2 separate regions of the Homo sapiens genome follow, and region 1 is linked to region 2. A link is an interaction called in ENCODE POLR2A ChIA-PET data of the cell type or tissue named here. Cell type or tissue: Caco-2. All regions are shown on one strand. Links, peaks and the distances in the headings refer to the core of each region. The heading gives the core; the rest is flanking DNA.

What was found. Peaks named below come from ENCODE experiments on the same cell type or tissue, not always from the same donor. Only the 100,000 strongest peaks of a DNase experiment are listed, where the experiment ranks them.
Region 1: POLR2A ChIA-PET joins it to region 2 with 15 read pairs; 3 of 35 experiments call an interaction of 5 or more read pairs at or near these places.

What each region holds. Positions count from the first base shown.
Region 1 is chr7:5,742,835-5,751,172 of GRCh38, reverse strand. The region is part of intron 3 of RNF216 (ring finger protein 216); the gene reads left to right. Among named protein-coding and RNA genes, the nearest start is that of RNF216, 35 kb to the left of the region's middle. In Caco-2, for the core only: no CTCF peak of the experiment used is centred there; a DNase peak (open chromatin) is centred at 3,262.
Region 2 is chr7:6,443,633-6,451,970 of GRCh38, reverse strand. DAGLB (diacylglycerol lipase beta) reads left to right here and starts at 4,017. Exons shown (of 15, transcript NM_139179.4): 1 at 4,017-4,223; 2 at 5,867-6,018. The coding sequence starts at 4,129. RefSeq lists an enhancer at 3,760-3,809. In Caco-2, for the core only: no CTCF peak of the experiment used is centred there; DNase peaks (open chromatin) are centred at 3,410, 3,970 and 4,700; H3K4me3 peaks cover 2,139 bases.

The sequences.
Region 1 (8,338 bases), core at 133-8,132, 700 kb after region 2:
AAAGACCATTTGGCATTTGACAGGTAGCTGTATGGAAACATTTAAAACTTTCTGAGGGTGCACAGCACACCAAGGAGACTGCCGTTAGGACTCTAAGGAGGGTAATACCCAGAGTTTGGGTGGAGGCTGCTCCTCGGCTAGGGCCCCAACTAAAACCAAATAGCTAGACAAGGAGTCTACCTTGTTTTAACCAAGTAGTCTGCTCTGCAATACTTGCTGTGTTTTATCTGTGTGCAAGCAAGAAGCGCCATCAACTGCACAGAATCTTCTCTGTTGAGTTAGTAGGTAATCTCGCATCCCATGACTGGGTTAAATTAAAGCGGGGAGTGCAGGTTATCTGCAGAGGCTACTACTGATGGTGAAATTTTCACTGCAACGTTGTCCTGCCACGTGAGAGGCATAAGTAAGGAAAGATTAAGGAGAGTAAGAGTCTCACATTTATGAGGGGGAGTCTTGCTCCAATGTGGTTTGCTGTTGTGAATGTCTCTGGTTGTGGCATTGGCCATCCTAGTGAACTCTGTGTGGCCCATGCATTAGGCATGAGACTTATTCCTTGCGATTTGCGTAGATTTGTCCAGCTTCAGCTTATAGGGCTTCAGGAACTAAGCAGGTTCCTGCTATCTAACAGGTAGATAATAAAAACTCAGTGAACAGTGCTGCAATCTAAATAACAGGCATACTGGAGTTTTCTTTTGAAATGTAATTTTCCTCTCTAAGTCACTCCCATTTCTACCAAAGATAATCACAGTAAGACCAGTTTGCCTGACTAACCACATATTTGAAAGCACATATTTAAATTTGCTTTGCTGGAAATTTTGATGAGGAATCTCAAATTGGTCTTTAAAAAATGTCTCTGCTAGGAAACCAAACCAGGGCAGACATTAGTCTTTGTGTGCTGTATCCAGCATCTGGAGGTTCCTGAGCCTGCCAGGAAGAGACAGATTTACTCACTGTAAGACAGGGAATGCTTAAAGCCAGGCATTGTTTGCACATTTTGAAATATGGCATTCCAGTCAAAGCCTTGGTAACATAACCAGTTTCCAGTTGTGTCCTTTTATTAAAAGGACAGATATGCAAATAATGATATTGCCATAAAAATAAGAATACTCATGAATAGTTTGCAAATTCTGGAGGGATCCTGTTGGGAGGAAAAGCAAATATTTTTATTTTTATTATAAAAGTATACCAAATTGCTATAAGCTATAATAACCTTAAAAGAAAAAAGTTTCCTTAAATCTGGAAAACAAAACATTAAAAGAACCAGCAGTGTTTCAAATAAAGAAGCCATAAAAACCCATGATTCTTCTTTTATCAATTCAGTCTCATGTAATTAATTTTTGCTGTTTGATCTTGGTTAGCAGTTACACAAATCCATTAGTTTCTTCATTAGAATTTTGGATATTTAGTCCGATAGTACGAACTCAAACTTGTATTTGTCAGAGTTCGTTTCATTTTTCGCATATACATCTTTGAACACACAGCACTTTAGGATTATAATTGCTTGCAAAGAGCTTTCAGAAAGTGTCAGAACAAAATAACTGTGGACAGCAAGACTTAAAATGGCTGTGGTTAAAAACCTGATGAGAGTTCATTATAATGACACAGTTGACAAGGAAATTTAGTTATTTCTGAACCAAAATTATGACTGATAGCATTTATACCAAGACATATCAGATTTCTAGGAACTTTATCTAATCTTGGAATATAAAAAACATCCATATAGGCCCGACGTGGTGGCTCACGCCTGTAATCCCAGCACTTTGGGAGGCCGAGGCGAGTGGATTACTTGAGGTCAGGAGTTCGAGACCAGCCTGGCCAACATGGTGAAACCTCGTCTCTACTAAAAATACAAAAATTAACCAGGCATGGTGGCACGTGCCTGTAATTCCAGCTACTCAGGAGGCTGAGGCAGTAGAATCGCTTAAACCCAGGAGATGGAGGTTGCAGTGAGCCAAGATCACGCCACTGCACTCTAGCCTGTATGACAGAGGGAGACCCTGTCTCAAAAAAAAAAAAAAAAAAATACATGGGCATTTTTGCTGATCAGAACACAGCTGTTTTCCAAATGGTCTTACTTACCAAAAATACCTAAGTCACGTGAACTAAAAGGCATTGGAGTTAGGTCCTGTTTTTCTGATAAAAGATTGAAGTGCTTCCTTTTTCCTTAAACCGATTATCAGAGTTCTCTCATATATTTTGGTAGAGAAATACCACACACACATAACGCATATATAGACACGGAGACACAGAGAAGCAGATCTTATAGCCTTCGTTAAAATTCTTTATTTGCCAGTTTTCAAATACAGTTTACACTTGAACAACATGGTGGTTAGGGGTGCCAACCCCTGTGCAGTTTAAAATCTGCATATAACTTTTGACTCCCCAAAAACTTAAGTACTAATAGCATACTGTTGACCAAAGCCTTAACTACTTAGTACTACTTAATAACTACTTAACTACTAATAGCATACTGTTGACCAATAACATGGTTAACATGCTTTAGTTAGTATATTATGTGTGTGTGTGTGTGTGTGTGTGTGTGTGTGTGTGTGTGTGTGTGTATGTATATAAAAAATATACTGCATTCTTATAATAAAGTAAGCTGAGGAAAGGTTAAGAAAATCATAAAGAAACTGGACACGGTGGCTCACGCCTATAATCCCAGCACTTTGGGAGGCCAAGGCCAAGAGTTCAAGACCAGTCTGGCCAAGATGGTGAAACCCCGTCTCTACTAAAAATACAAAAATTAGCTGGGCATGGTGGTGAGCACCTATAATCCCAGCTACTTGGAATTTAGCTTGTTTCTTAATGAGTTACTGACTTCAGGACTGCCAAAGACTAACCAGAGCTTCCCTGGGGTAGAGTTTCAGCATTAAAATGAGGTGGAATTTGGCTTTTTCCTTCAAAAGGTGAACTGTAGGGCACAAAGACAGTTTGTGTGCAGCCTCTATAAGCTGGCAGAAACTGGTTTAAGATCTATATGTAGTAGTTCATCAGAAAACGATGTTTGTAAGGCCAGTCCTCTGTCTGTGTTAAGAGTTGTAGTGGGTTTCTGGGTTGTAAATCAGAGTTAGGGAGGGGTCTGATATTTGCCTGATACCGCCTATTGGTATGGAGCTTAGCAACAGTTTGATTTTTCTTGGAGCATAGGAATTTAGGGAGTTGCTATACCAGTCACCCTGAACCCTGACCTCATAGGTGATTTTTGTTTCCTTAACCTTAAGGGTCAGGGCAGACACAGTGGCTCAAAACCTGTAATCTCAGTCCTTTGAGAGGCCTAGCAGGAGGATCACTTGAGCTCAGGAATTCAAGGCTGTAGTGAGCTATGATTGTGCCACTATACTTCAGCCTGGGACCTTGTATCTAGTTATTATTTATTTTTTCTTTTTTTTTCCCCTTTTTTTTTTTTTTTTTTTTTTTTTTTTTGAGATGGAGTCTCCTGTTGCCCAGGCCAGGATGCAGTGGTGCAATCTTGACTCACTGCAACATGCACGTCCCAGGTTTAGTGATTCTTGTGCCTCAGCCTCCAGAGTAGCTAGGATTACAGGTGTGTGCCACCGTGCATGACCTTTGTCTCTAATTTTTAAAAAACAGACAAAACCTTAGGATCTGTCTTAGTTTATAAAGGGGCATCTATTTTGCTTTCAGATAACACCGTAGAGCTGAAACATTTTGGAAATGGCTTTCTAAGGGTCACGTCTGATATTTCAGGCTTTGCCTGGCCCATAAGTAGACTGGATAGTACTTGTCAGGTCCTGAATATCATCCTCAGGAAAATAATATTCTGCTTCTGCTGCTTTTATCCGTTTTTACTCCCTCTCCTTCCCCTGGTCCCACCATGTGTTAGCTGGTAATAAGTCAGGTATCCTAGGATCATAAGTTATAATTAAGACTCTGAATTCTTTAAAAAATGTCTGAAAGTCTTCCCCAGGTTTAGGACATTTTTAAACTATGACCTGTTTTTATCCGTAGCATGTAAGTCAGGAATTTCATGCTACATTTTCAGGTTGTTCTGTTTTATAAGGAAACAGTTGAACTGTTCTTTTCAGAGAAGAAAGGCAACTCAGAGTTAGTAGACTGTGAATATTCAGGAGTAGATGCAGTATTCAGGTAAAATGGGAGCAGTAGGAGTTACATTAGTTTATCTGTCTTTGGTGTGGGAGGTAATCTTGCGTTTCTAGTTTTTCATTAGCTTTTTGCAGTTAATCTTTCAAAAAAGCTATTTTAGAATTCTGTTGTCTCTTTGAGGCTTCTGAATGCCAGTAAGAATCTCGTTCTCTCCGTGTAATTTGGAGTCTTAGGATTCAAGTGAATTTCTTGGATGAACACTCTTTTTCATCTGGAACATTCCACATCATGGTCATCATAATTCTGAATTATTTTTGGTAAAGTTTTGCCACTTGTGTAACTATTTGTAGCTTCTGGAGCCAGAAGTTTTATACATGAAAAGGCAAGACTACCAGAAGGCAGAGTACTCCAATTTTTAGAAATTAGGGATGCTGTTTTTATGTTGGACCTTGTATATCTCAGGACCGGGATGACGTTGGCTCCAAGATGTCCTACCTAGCCAATCACTTTGCAGTTTCCATCTGACTCAGTCAAGACACCTGAGGCCTCCCTCACCTAAGCCTGCAAGAAAAGGAATCCACATACCCACAGATTCCAAAAGCCTGAGTTTATACCCTCCCTGCACTCAACACAGCTGGTATCAGTTAGCTTTAAAACTGCACCCCTGTATGCTAGCAGCAAATGGAGTTGCACCCACATTTCTGTCTGGCCATAATCTTGGGGGCTTGACTCAAGCCGTAAAGACCTCTGCAAAGAGGGAGCAAAAAATACAGTTATTGCCAGTGATTTGTGAGCCCCCACATTCCCAAAAGTCCTGTGCCCTGCCATAGCCCAGATTAACCCTAGGTACTGCAAAGTCAAATGCTCTCTCACAGTGCAGCCTAACCTTGGTACCCTCAAAGTCAAAGAGACCAGGTGCTAAAAAGACAGCAGAGCTCAGACCTGAGAAGGACTTCCGACACTTGCAGCTCCATGAGGAAAACGTTACTTCCCAAAAAAGGGAGTTAGCCGTTTTTCCTGTGTTCCTTGAGTTACCTCAAGATATCAACAGTCTCTGTCCCTTTGGGTTGCCAGACCTGTCAAAGGACAAAATTACAACAAATTTAGTGTAAGGATCTCAACTGTCTTTATTGTGAGTCTAGCATCAGGCAATGCTTCATTCCAAAATGGAGAGTAAGTGTTCTCGTTGCTCTTTTTTTTTTTTTTTTTTTAAGACAGTCTCAATCTATCACCCAGGCTGGAGTGCAGTGGCCTGATCTCGGCTCACTGCAACATCCCGAGTTTAAGCAATTATCCTGCCTCAGCCTCCCGAGAGTAGCTGGGATTACAGGTGTGTGCCACCACACCCGGCTGATTTTTGTGTTTTTAGTAGAGATGGGGTTTCACCATGTTGGTCAGGCTGGTCTCTAACTCTTGACCTCAAGTTATCCACCCACCTCAGCCTCCCAAAGTGCTGAGATTACAGGCGTGAGCCACCGTGCCCTGCCCTTGTTGCTTTTTACATTAATTTTATACTCAATCACCTTACCATTATTATCTGTAGTGATTTTTCAGTTGACTCTTAATTTCTTGAAAACGTGCATCTGATCTGTCTTTCCAATTTTTATGCTTCTTTCACGTGTCTAATTATATTACGGTACTTCCTCAAAAATTTTAATAGTGTTGATAGAGAAGAGCACGAATGGCCACAGACATAAATGGGAATACTTAATGTTTCTTCATTAAATGTGATGGTGCCTTTTTGCTTTAGATACCATTTCTTTAGTTATGTTAAGGAACTAGTCATTTACTTTGACTTAAAAAAATTTTTTTAGAAGTGAATGTAGGATTCTGTTACATTCAATTTCAGCATCTTACAGAGATTGTCATGTGGTTTTTCTTCCTTGACCTCTTAGTTGGTAAGTTATTGTCTTTGAAAAGACTCCCCTTGGTTGTGGCATTGTAATGTAGTAGTAATGTGCTGCTGGGGATTCCATTTGCTAATATTAGTGTTTTCTCCGTAGATCTTACAGGTGGAGATTGGCCCGTAGGTTTGTGTGTACGTATGATATCCTTGACATGTTTATTTTTTTATAAGCATGATTCTGACTTCATAAAAAGTTTAGAAGTTTTCTTTTTTTTTTTTCTTTTTGGAGATGGGAGTTTTGCTCTGTCACCCAGGCTGGAGTGCAATGGCGCGATCTTGGCTCACTGCAACCTCTGCCTCCCAGGTTCAAGTGATTCTGCTGCCTCAGCCTCCCAAATAACTGGGATTACAGGCATGCGCTACCACTCCCAGCTAATTTTGTAGTTTTAGTAGAGATGGGGTTTCACCATGTTGGTCAGGCTGGTCTCAAACTTCTGACCTCAGGTGATCCATCTGCCTCAGGCTCCCAAAGTGCTGGGATTATAGGCATAAGCCAACCGTGCCTAGCCAGAAGTTTTCTTTATTTCTTCGAGGGTTGTTTTTTGTTTGTTTGTTTGTTTTGTAGAGTCTTCAGAACCAATGTATTCTTTGAGGTTTTGAATATATTCTATAGAATTAAACAAAACAGACTGTTGTTCTACTTTGTCTTAATCTGTGACTCCTTATGTTTTTTCCCTTATTTAGTTCGAATGGTTATTTGAACTAACCATTATGTGTCCCCCTCCTTCCCTTCCCTCCCTTGTTTTCCTTCCTCCTCCTCTACCAAAGAAACAGCTTCTTCTCTTCTACAACTCCAGTTATGTGTTTTGAAGACCTTTTTGTTCTTGACGTGTTCTCTTATCTAATGTTGCATTTTGTCTATGCCTTACTATGGCTATTCTGACCTGGCTTTCAATGCACTAATTTCTCTCTTCAACTGTATTTACTTAAAATGCTATATATCCATATGTAGCATTAGTTATTGTATTTTTAGTTTTTGTATTAGTTATTGTATTTTTCCATTCTGGAATTTGCGTTCGATTCTTCTTCTTCTTGGCTGCAGTTCTCAATCTAGTCTTTGATTTCCCTAAACATGCTGTTACTTTAGAATTCATGTTGTTAATTTCACTGTGTGAAACCCTTGTATATTTGTTTCTGTTGTCTGTTACTTCTCTTGTTTTGATTTTCTGTTGCTGCATTAAGTTCTTGTATGCCTAGTTATTTTTGATTGAGTGTAAGTCATTGTATATGAAAATTTTGGGATTCTGTATGATGTTGTTTCTCTATAGAGGATCTTAATTGGTTTCTTGAAGAAGAGTAAGAGCACCAGCACCTCACATTCAGGGAGTTAAACTCTCCACGCTGCGATTCAGTTCCTGGGAGGTCCAGGGTATTTCCAGCTTGGCCCTTACTTCAGTGGCATAGTCCTCAGGGACCCACCCTAAAGCCTGAGATTCACCATCTCCTTTCTTCTAGGGACTTCCCAGAGGAACTGTTGTTACCAGTTTAGCATGTATCCTTCCAGGTCTTTTCTTTGAATTTGTATGTATCCATGTGTATATACATGTGGGTACATATACATACTTTTAGAAATGATTTTGTTTGTGTCTTATTGACATATTTTAAGTAAATGGAATCATTCTGTGTATGATTTTGCAGCTTGCTTTTCTTCACTTAATGGCATTTCTTAGTGAAGCTTCCCATTTCAGTACAGACTGAGCTACCTCTTTTTTTGGTAGGGGTCAGTTGTAGAGTATTTTGTAGAACAAATAAGTAATAGTTTATTTAACCATTCACTCAGGGACAAACTTCACAATGTCTCTAGGCTTTTTTCTGTTTATGCTGAATATTCTTGTATATGCCCTTTTTCGATAGAGTTTATAGAACAGTATGAAAAAATGATGACAGACATACATTTTTTATTTATATTTATGTATTTGTGTATTTATTTATTTATTTGAGACAGAGTCTTGCTCTGTCTCCAGGCTGGAGTGCTGTGGTACCATCTTGGCTCACTGCAACCTCTTGACTCCCTGGTTCAAGCAATTCTGCTCCGTCAGCCTCCCGAGTAGCTGGGATTGCAGGCACACGCCACCATGTCCAGCTGATGTTTGTATTTTTAGTAGAGACGGATTTTCACCATGTTGGCCAGGATGGTCTCGATCTCCTGACCTCGTGATCCGCCTGCCTTGGCCTCCCTGAATGCTGGGATTACAGGCATGAGCCACCACGCCTGGCCTACGTTTTTTATTTTAATAAATAGTGCCAAATTTCTCTCCTAAATTCACCAGCAGTAAATGATAGTATAAGAATTTTCACACATCGGCCAAGCGCGGTGCCCCACACCTGTAATCCCAGCACTTTGGGAGGCTGAGGTGGGCCAGT
Region 2 (8,338 bases), core at 329-8,328:
AGGAGGCGGGGGTTGCAGTGAGCCGAGATCGCGCCCTACACTCCAGCCTGGCGACAGAGCGAGACTCCGTCTCAAAAAAAACAAAAAAAACAAAAACAAAAAAAGAGGCAGGAGAGGCTGGGTGCGGTGGCTCACGCCTGTAATCCCAGTACTTTGGGAAGCTGAGGTGGGCGGATCACTTGAGGTCAGGAGTTCGAGACCAGCCAAGGCCAACATGGCAAAACCCTGTCTCTACTAAAAATACAAAAATTAGCTGTGCATGGTGGCATATGCCTATAATCCCAGCTACTCAGAATGCTGAGGCAGGAGAATCGCTTGAACTCAGAAGGCTGAGGTTGCAGAACTCAGATCGCGCCATGGCATTCCCACCTAGGCCACAGAACAAGACTCCATCTCAAAAAAAAAAAAAAAGGAAATGAGGCAGGAGAATCAGGAATGAGGGTAATCAATGGTTAACAAGGGTTAAGGCATAAGCAAAAGATCAGCAGGTGCAGCCAGTTCTGGGCAAGATAAGGCAGCATAGAGGCCACATCTGCACTTCTGTGATAACAAGACAGAAGTTTCCACTTCAGCCATGAGTGTTAACCACATTCTTTCTGCTTAATGAAGACCCTAATTGAGGGGTCTCTTGAGCTGTGTGGTCTCTTGAACTTCGTGTCAATCAATCTGTGCTTTTTACGCCATTTGTTTGTCTTTTGTTGATTTGTTTTTTGTTGTTGTCGTTGTTGCTTTGTGGGGTTTTTGTTGCAATTTTTATTTATTTATTATTTTTGAGATGGAGTTTTGCTCTTGTTGCCCAGGCTGGAGTGCAGTGGTGTGATTTTGGGTCACTGCAACCTCCATCTCCCGGGTTCAAGCAATTCTCCTGCCTCAGCCTCCCGAGTAGCTGGGATTACAGGCATGTGCCACCACATCCAGCTAATTTTTAGGAGAGACGGGGTTTCGCCATGTTGGCCAGGCTGGTCTTGAACTCCTGACTTCAAGTGATCCTCCTGCCTCAGCCTCCCAAAGTGTTGGGATTACAGGCATGAGCCACCGTGCCTGGCCTAGTTTTTGTATTTTCAGTAGAGACAGGGTTTCGCCATGTTGGCCAGGCTGGTCTTGAACCCCTGACCTCAGGTGATCCACCCGCCTCGGCCTCCCCAAAGTGCTGAGATTATAGGGGTGAGTCACCGTGCCCGGCCTTGTGTTGCAATTCTCGGTTCAACGCGCAAGCCCCTGACCAACTCACAGCCAAGACTTTCCATCCAGTAACAGAAAACCTGCAGGAGGACTCTTCCTGGCAGAGGAAACACAGAATGTAGAACCCCTGGAGCAAAAATGACCCTGATGTCTTTTCAGAGGGGGAAAAGGCGGCAGGCAGTGGGGTGGGTGATAGAGGCAAATAGTAACCAGGGAGACAGATAAATGAGCCCTTACAAACTTTTGATGTGTGACTACCAGGGAAAGGCCTTTGCCAGGGGCTGGAGTGTAATTTTTTTTTTTTTTTTGAGACGGAGTCTTGCTCTGTTGCCAGGCTAGAGTGCAGGGCGCGATCTTGGCTCACTGCAACCTCCGCCTCCCAGGTTCAAGCGATTCCCCTGCCTCAGCCTCCGGAGTAGCTGGAATTACAGGCATGTGCCACCACATCCAGCTAATTTTTAGGAGAGACGGGGTTTCGCCATGTTGGCCAGGCTGGTCTTGAACTCCTGACTTCAGGTGATCCTCCTGCCTCAGCCTCCCAAAGTGTTGGGATTACAGGCATGAGCCACCGTGCCTGGCCTAGTTTTTGTATTTTCAGTAGAGACAGGGTTTCGCCGTGTTGGCCAGGCTGGTCTTGAACCCCTGACCTCAGGTGATCCACCCGCCTCGGCCTCCCCAAAGTGCTGAGATTACAGGCGTGAGTCACCGTGCCCGGCCTTGTGTTGCAATTCTCGGTTCAACACGCAAGCCCCTGACCAACTCACAGCCAAGACTTTCCATCCAGTAACAGAAAACCTGCAGGGGGGCTATTCCTGGCAGAGGAAACACAGAATGTAGAACCCCTGGAGCAAAAATGACCCTGATGTCTTTTCAGAGGGGGAAAAGGCGGCAGGCAGTGGGGTGGGTGATAGAGGCAAATAGTAACCAGGGAGACAGATAAATGAGCCCTTACAAACTTTTGATGTGTGACTACCAGGGAAAGGCCTTTGCCAGGGGCTGGAGTGTAATTTTTTTTTTTTTTTTGAGACGGAGTCTTGCTCTGTTGCCAGGCTAGAGTGCAGGGCGCGATCTTGGCTCACTGCAACCTCTGCCTCCCAGGTTCAAGCGATTCCCCTGCCTCAGCCTCCCAAGTAGCCAGGACTACAGGTGCGTGCCACCACACTTGGCTAACTTTTTTTTTAAATTTTAGTAGAGACGAGGTTTCACCATGTTGGCTAAGATGGTCTCGATCTCCTCCTGACCTCGTGATTCGCCCACCTTAGCCTCCCAAAGTGTTGGGATTACAGGCGTGAGGCACCGCGCCTGGCCTGCAATGTAATTTTATGCACAAAGTGCAGCCTTGCAAAGTCCCAGGCAGGGTGCAGGCTTTATCTGAAGGTTCACAAAGTCACCCTGGCTGCTGAAGAGGGCACAGCAGAATGAGAAAGCACAGTGGGGTGATGAGCCCAGGCAGGAGATGAAGGTGGCTCAGACCAGGGTGGGGCAGTGGGGGTACTGAAAAGCGCTCAGACTCCACCCCGCCAGCTGCAGGGTGGTTTCAGACCCTGAACTCGAGGGGTTCCTAACACGGGCTCCTTACAGCAAGGGGCACAGATGGAAGCAATGTTGTCCCATGCTTGCAAGTCTCACAGAACGGGATATGAGTCCCACACCTGCCATTGACAGCCTGGGTCTCTAGGCTAGCTAATTCCTCCAGGCCTGAAGCGTCCCTCCTTATAAAATGAAAATTTCGGTCAGGTGTAGTGGCTCACGCCTGTAATACCAGCACTTTGGGAGGCTGCGGCGGGAGGATGGTTTGAGGCCAGGAGTTCAAGACCGGCCTGGGCAACAGAGTGAGACTCCGGTCTCTACAAAAAATAGGAAAATTTATGGAGAAACCCCATCTCTACTAAAAATACAAAATTAGCTGGGCATGGTGACACATGCCTGTAATCCCAGCTACTCAGGAGGCTGAGGCAGGAGAATCGCTTGAACCCAGGAGATGGAGGTTGTGGTGAACCAAGATCGCGCCATTGCACTCCAGCCTGGGGCAACAAGAGCAAAACTATGTCTCTAAATAAATAAATAAATAAATAAATAAATAAATAAAAATAAATTAGCCGGGAGTGTGGCACGTGCCTTTGGTCTCAGCTACTCAGGAGGTTGAGGTGGGAGAGTCGCTGGAATCCAGGAATTCAAGGCGGCATTCAGGAGTTCAAGGCTGCAGTGAGTCATGATTGCGCCACTGCACTCCACCCTGAACGACAGAGCCATACGCTGCCTTAAACAAACAGACAAACAGGGCCGGGCGCAGTGGTTCACGCCTGTAATCCTAGCACTTTGAGAGGCCCAGGCGGGCGGATCACTTGAGGTCAGGGGTTCGAGACCAGCCTGGCCAACATGGTGAAACTTCGTCTCTACTAAAAATACAAAAATTAGCCGTGGTGGCGCGCTCCTGTAATCACAGCTACACCGGAGCCTGAGACAGGTGAATCGCTTGAGCCCGGGAGGCGGAGGATGCAGTGAGCCGAGATCACACCCACTGCACTCCAGCCTGGGAACAGAGCGAGACTCCGTCACCAAAAAAAAAAAAAAAAAAAAAAAAAAAAAAAAAAAAAAAAGGAAAAGGAAATATCACCAGAACGGATATCACTGCACTCTTCACGAAAAAGAAAAAGAAAATACCAGAACGGATTTCACCGACCGGCAGACCTGCAATCGACTCAGCCAGCGCCTTCCGGATCAGCGTTTCTGCGCAGGCGCAGACAGCTCCGGCGGAAGAGGCGGTGTAGGGCTCAGTGCGCTTGCGCCGATCTCGGCCTCAGCGTGAGCATGCGCAGGTCCCCGCCCTCGCTGCGTTTGCGCTTGAGCGCCGATAATTTGGTGGCGGCGTCCGGAGGGTGCTGGTTTGTTCTCGGTGAACGGCGCGCGGGGTCTCTCCTGAGTGCGAGCTACGGGACCTTCGCCATGCCGGGGATGGTACTCTTCGGCCGGCGCTGGGCCATCGCCAGCGACGACTTGGTCTTCCCAGGGTTCTTCGAGCTGGTCGTGCGAGTGCTGTGGTAAGGACGGCGGCTACGGGGGCGGTGGAGCCCACCGGAGAGGGAGCGGGGGGCGAGCTGTCCCTTGAGACGGTGACAGAAGTGGCTTCCCAAGCACTGTCGCGGTCCCAGCGCTGGCCACGCATCCTCTTATCGAGTTCTCACCACTGCCCGAAGAGGTGGGCAGTGGTGCTGTGTCCATTTGACGGATGACAAACCGAAGCCCCCAGAGTGTGTGGGCTGACCCCGGGGGACAAACAGGGGGTTTCGAAGTCCGCGCAGCAGGACGCGAGCACCCCTTTGTGTGCAGCGCCGAGACCTGGCCCTGGGGTGCCACGAGGGTGTTACCGCCGGCAAAAGCCTTGGCCTCGAGTTCTCCTTTCTTGAGGCGGGAGCAGCCACTTGTGCCCTTCCTTCCCTTTGTACGGGGCACTTGAATCTGCAACACGAAGGATAGGAAAAAATACCGAGCCGGTTGTGGCTGCATTTCGTGAGAAGCAGACAGGCTCAACATACAACGCTGTTGTCTTTCAAAGTGTGGAATCAGTGGGAAGTGGCATTGGTACCTGAAGTCTGTTCCCAGAGGATCTGTGCAGGGAATGAATCATTGTTATGCAAAAGTAGATTCTTGGCTGGGCGCCATGGCTCACGCCTGTTATCTCAGCACATTGAGAGGCTGAGACGGGAGGATTGCTTGAGGGCAGGAGTTTGAGACCAACCTGGGCAACATAGTGAGACCCCTTTTCTTTTTATTTTTTTGAGACAGGGTCTCACTCTGCTACCCAGGCGGGAGTGCAGTGGTGCGATCACCACTCACTGCAGCCTCAACCTCCTGGGCTCAAGCGATCTTCCCACTTCACTCTTCCAAGTAGCTGGGACCACAGACTCGTGCCACCACGCCCAGCTAACTTTTTCTATTTTTTGTAGAGATGGAGTCTCACCGTGTTGCCCAGGCTAGTGTCCAACTCTTGTGCTCAAGTGATCCTCCTGCCTTGGCCTCCCAAAGTGCTAGGATTACAGACGTGAGCCGCCGTGCCGGGCCTAGATCTTTTATTGTTGGCAATTATATTCCAGGCCAGGTGCAGTGATTCATGCCTGTAATCCCAGCACTTTGGGAGGCCAAGGCAGGAAGATCACTTGAAGCCAGGAGTTCAAGACCAGTCTGGGCAACATAGCAAGACCCTGTCTCTACAAAAAGAAAATTATATTCCAAAGTGAACCTTGCCTTGTTTTGGAAAATATTAACTCCTTTTATTTCTTTTTTTTTTTTTTTTTTTTTTTTTTTTTTTTTGAGACGGAGTCTCATATCGTTGCCCAGGCTGGAGTGCAGTGACACGATCTCGGCTCACTGCCACCTCCACGTCCCAGGTTCAAGCAATTCTCCTGTCTCAGCCTCTCGAGTAGCTGGGACTACAGGTGCGCACCACTACGCCCAGCTATTTTTTTTTTTTTTTTTGTATTTTTCGTAGAGACAGGGTTTCACCATGTTGATCAGGATGGTCTCGATCTCCTGACCTTGTGATCCGCCCACCTCACCCTCCCAAAGTGCTGTGATTACAGGTGTGAGCCACCGCGCCCTGTCCCCTTTTATTTCTTTGTATCATGTTCTACACAGCAGCTCCTTGGATTTCATTTCTGACCCTTCCCTTTTTTTTTTTTGCCAGGTGGATTGGCATTCTGACGTTGTATCTCATGCACAGAGGAAAGCTGGACTGTGCTGGTGGAGCCTTGCTCAGCAGTTACTTGATCGTCCTCATGATTCTCCTGGCAGTTGTCATATGTACTGTGTCAGCCATCATGTGTGTCAGCATGAGAGGTAAAAAGTAGCCTTTTCTATTTGATACCTATTTTTTTATAGCTTTATTGAGATATAATTCACATACCATACAATTCACTTCTGTAAACTTTCCAATTCAACAGTTTTTAATATAATCACAGAGTTGTGCAGCCATCACCATCATCAAGTTTATACCATTTTCTTCACTCCTGAAAGAAATCCTGTACCAGGCGGGACACAGTGGCTCACACCTGTAATCCCAGCACTTTGGGAAGCCGAGGTGGGTGGATCACTTGAGGCCAGGAGCATGAGACTAGCCTGGCCAACACAGTGGAACCCCATCTCTACGTCTCTACTAAAAATAGAGAAAATTATGTTGGTGCATGCTTGTAATCCCAGCTGCTAGGGAGCTGAGATCATGCCACCGTACTCCAGCCTGAGTGACAGAGTGGAGACTCTGTCACAAAACGGAAAGAAAGAGATCCCATACCCATTAGCAGTCACTCCTCATTTTCCCCAAACTCTCCCAACCCTAAGCATTCACTAATTTGCTTTCTGTCTGTGTACATTTGCCTATTGTGGACATCATATAAGTGGAATTTATTCACTGTGTGGCCTTTTGGTCTGGTTTCTTAAGCTTAGCATAATGTCTTCAAGATTCATCGATGTTTTAGCATGTATCAGTACTTCATTTTGATGGCTGAATAAGAGCATCGAATGAATGGACCACATTTTATTTATCCCTTTGCCATTTGGTAGGCATTTGGATTGTTTCCATTTTTCACCTATTACGAATAGTGCAGCTATGAACATTCGCATACAAGTGTTTATACAGACATGTTTTCATTTCTCTTGAGTGTGTACCTAGGAGTGAATTGCTGGATCATGTGTTAATGCTCTGTGAAACCTTTTGAGGAACTGCCAGACTTTTCCAAGCAGCTGTACCATTTTACATTCCCACCAGCAGTGTATAAGGGTTCTAATTGCCCAACGCTCTTATTATATGACTTGTTAATTATAGCCATCCTAGTGAATGTGAAGTGGTAGCTCATGATTTTGTTTTGTTGTGTTTTGTTTTGTTTTTTTGAGACGGAGTCACACTCTGTCACCCAGGCTGGAGTGCCATGGCGCAATCTCGGCTCACTGTAACCTCTGCCTCCCGGGTTCAAGTGATTCTCCTGCCTCAGCCTCCCGAATAGCTGGGGCCACAGGCCATTTGTTTTTTGTCTCATGGCTTTGAGGAACATTTCTTTGGTGACTAATGATGTTGAGCATCCTTTCATTTGCTTATTGCTCATTTGTGTATCATTTTTGCGGAAATGTCTGTTCAGATCTTTTGCCCAATTTTAGACTAGGCTATTGATCCTTTTATTTTTTATTTTTATTTTTTGAGATAGAGTCTCCCTCCGCTGCGCAGGCTGGAGTGCAGTGGCGTGCTCTCTGCTCACTGCAGCCTCCGTCTCCTGGGTTCAAGTGATTCTTGTGCCTCAGCCTCCCATGTAGCTGGGATTACAGGCACCCGCTACCACGCCTGGCTAATTTTTGTATTTTTAGTAGAGATGCGGTTTTACCATGTTGGTCAGGCTTGTCTCGATCTCCTGACCTCACGTGATCCACCCGCTTCGACCTCCCAAAGTGCTAGGATTACAAGTGTGAGTCACCGCGCCTGGTCCCTTTTATTTTTACATTGTGAGGGTTACAACTATTTTGTTGTTGTTAGAGACAGTGTCTTGCTCTGTTGCCCAGGCTAGAGGGCAGTGGCGCAATCATAGCTCACTGCAGCCTCAAATACCTGGGCTCAAGCAATCCTCTCTTCTCAACCCCCAAGTAGCTGGAAGTACAGGCACGTGCCACCATACCTGGCTAATTTTTTTTATTTTTATTTTTTGTAGAGACAGGGTCTTGCTATATAGCTTAGACTGATCTTGAACTCCTGGGCTCAGGTGATCCTCTCGTCTCGGTCTCCCAAAATGCTAGGATTACAGGGGTGAACCACCGCGTCTGATCACCTATTCTTCATATTTTTTATATGTGTTACAGTTTTCTGTAGATAACCATTTATCTGAGAATGTCTCCAGAAGTGTTGGAAACCTTCCCTGTTGGATTCCTCTGCTTCATAGGATGATGTGAGCACTGTGGTGACTAATAAAGGAATGCATTCTTAGAAATGATTCATTGGTCAGAGGCAGGGCTGTGTGACATGCCACCATCCGCCATGTTTTAGTCCTTTGTCACTGCTTGAATTGGGATGGACGAGGTATGCATATCAGATATATGCTGGTGGTGAGGTGCACTGGGAGGCGCTGGTGATACAGTGAGTGACGGCATCAAGATCTTGACAGTTTGGAATAAAGGACTG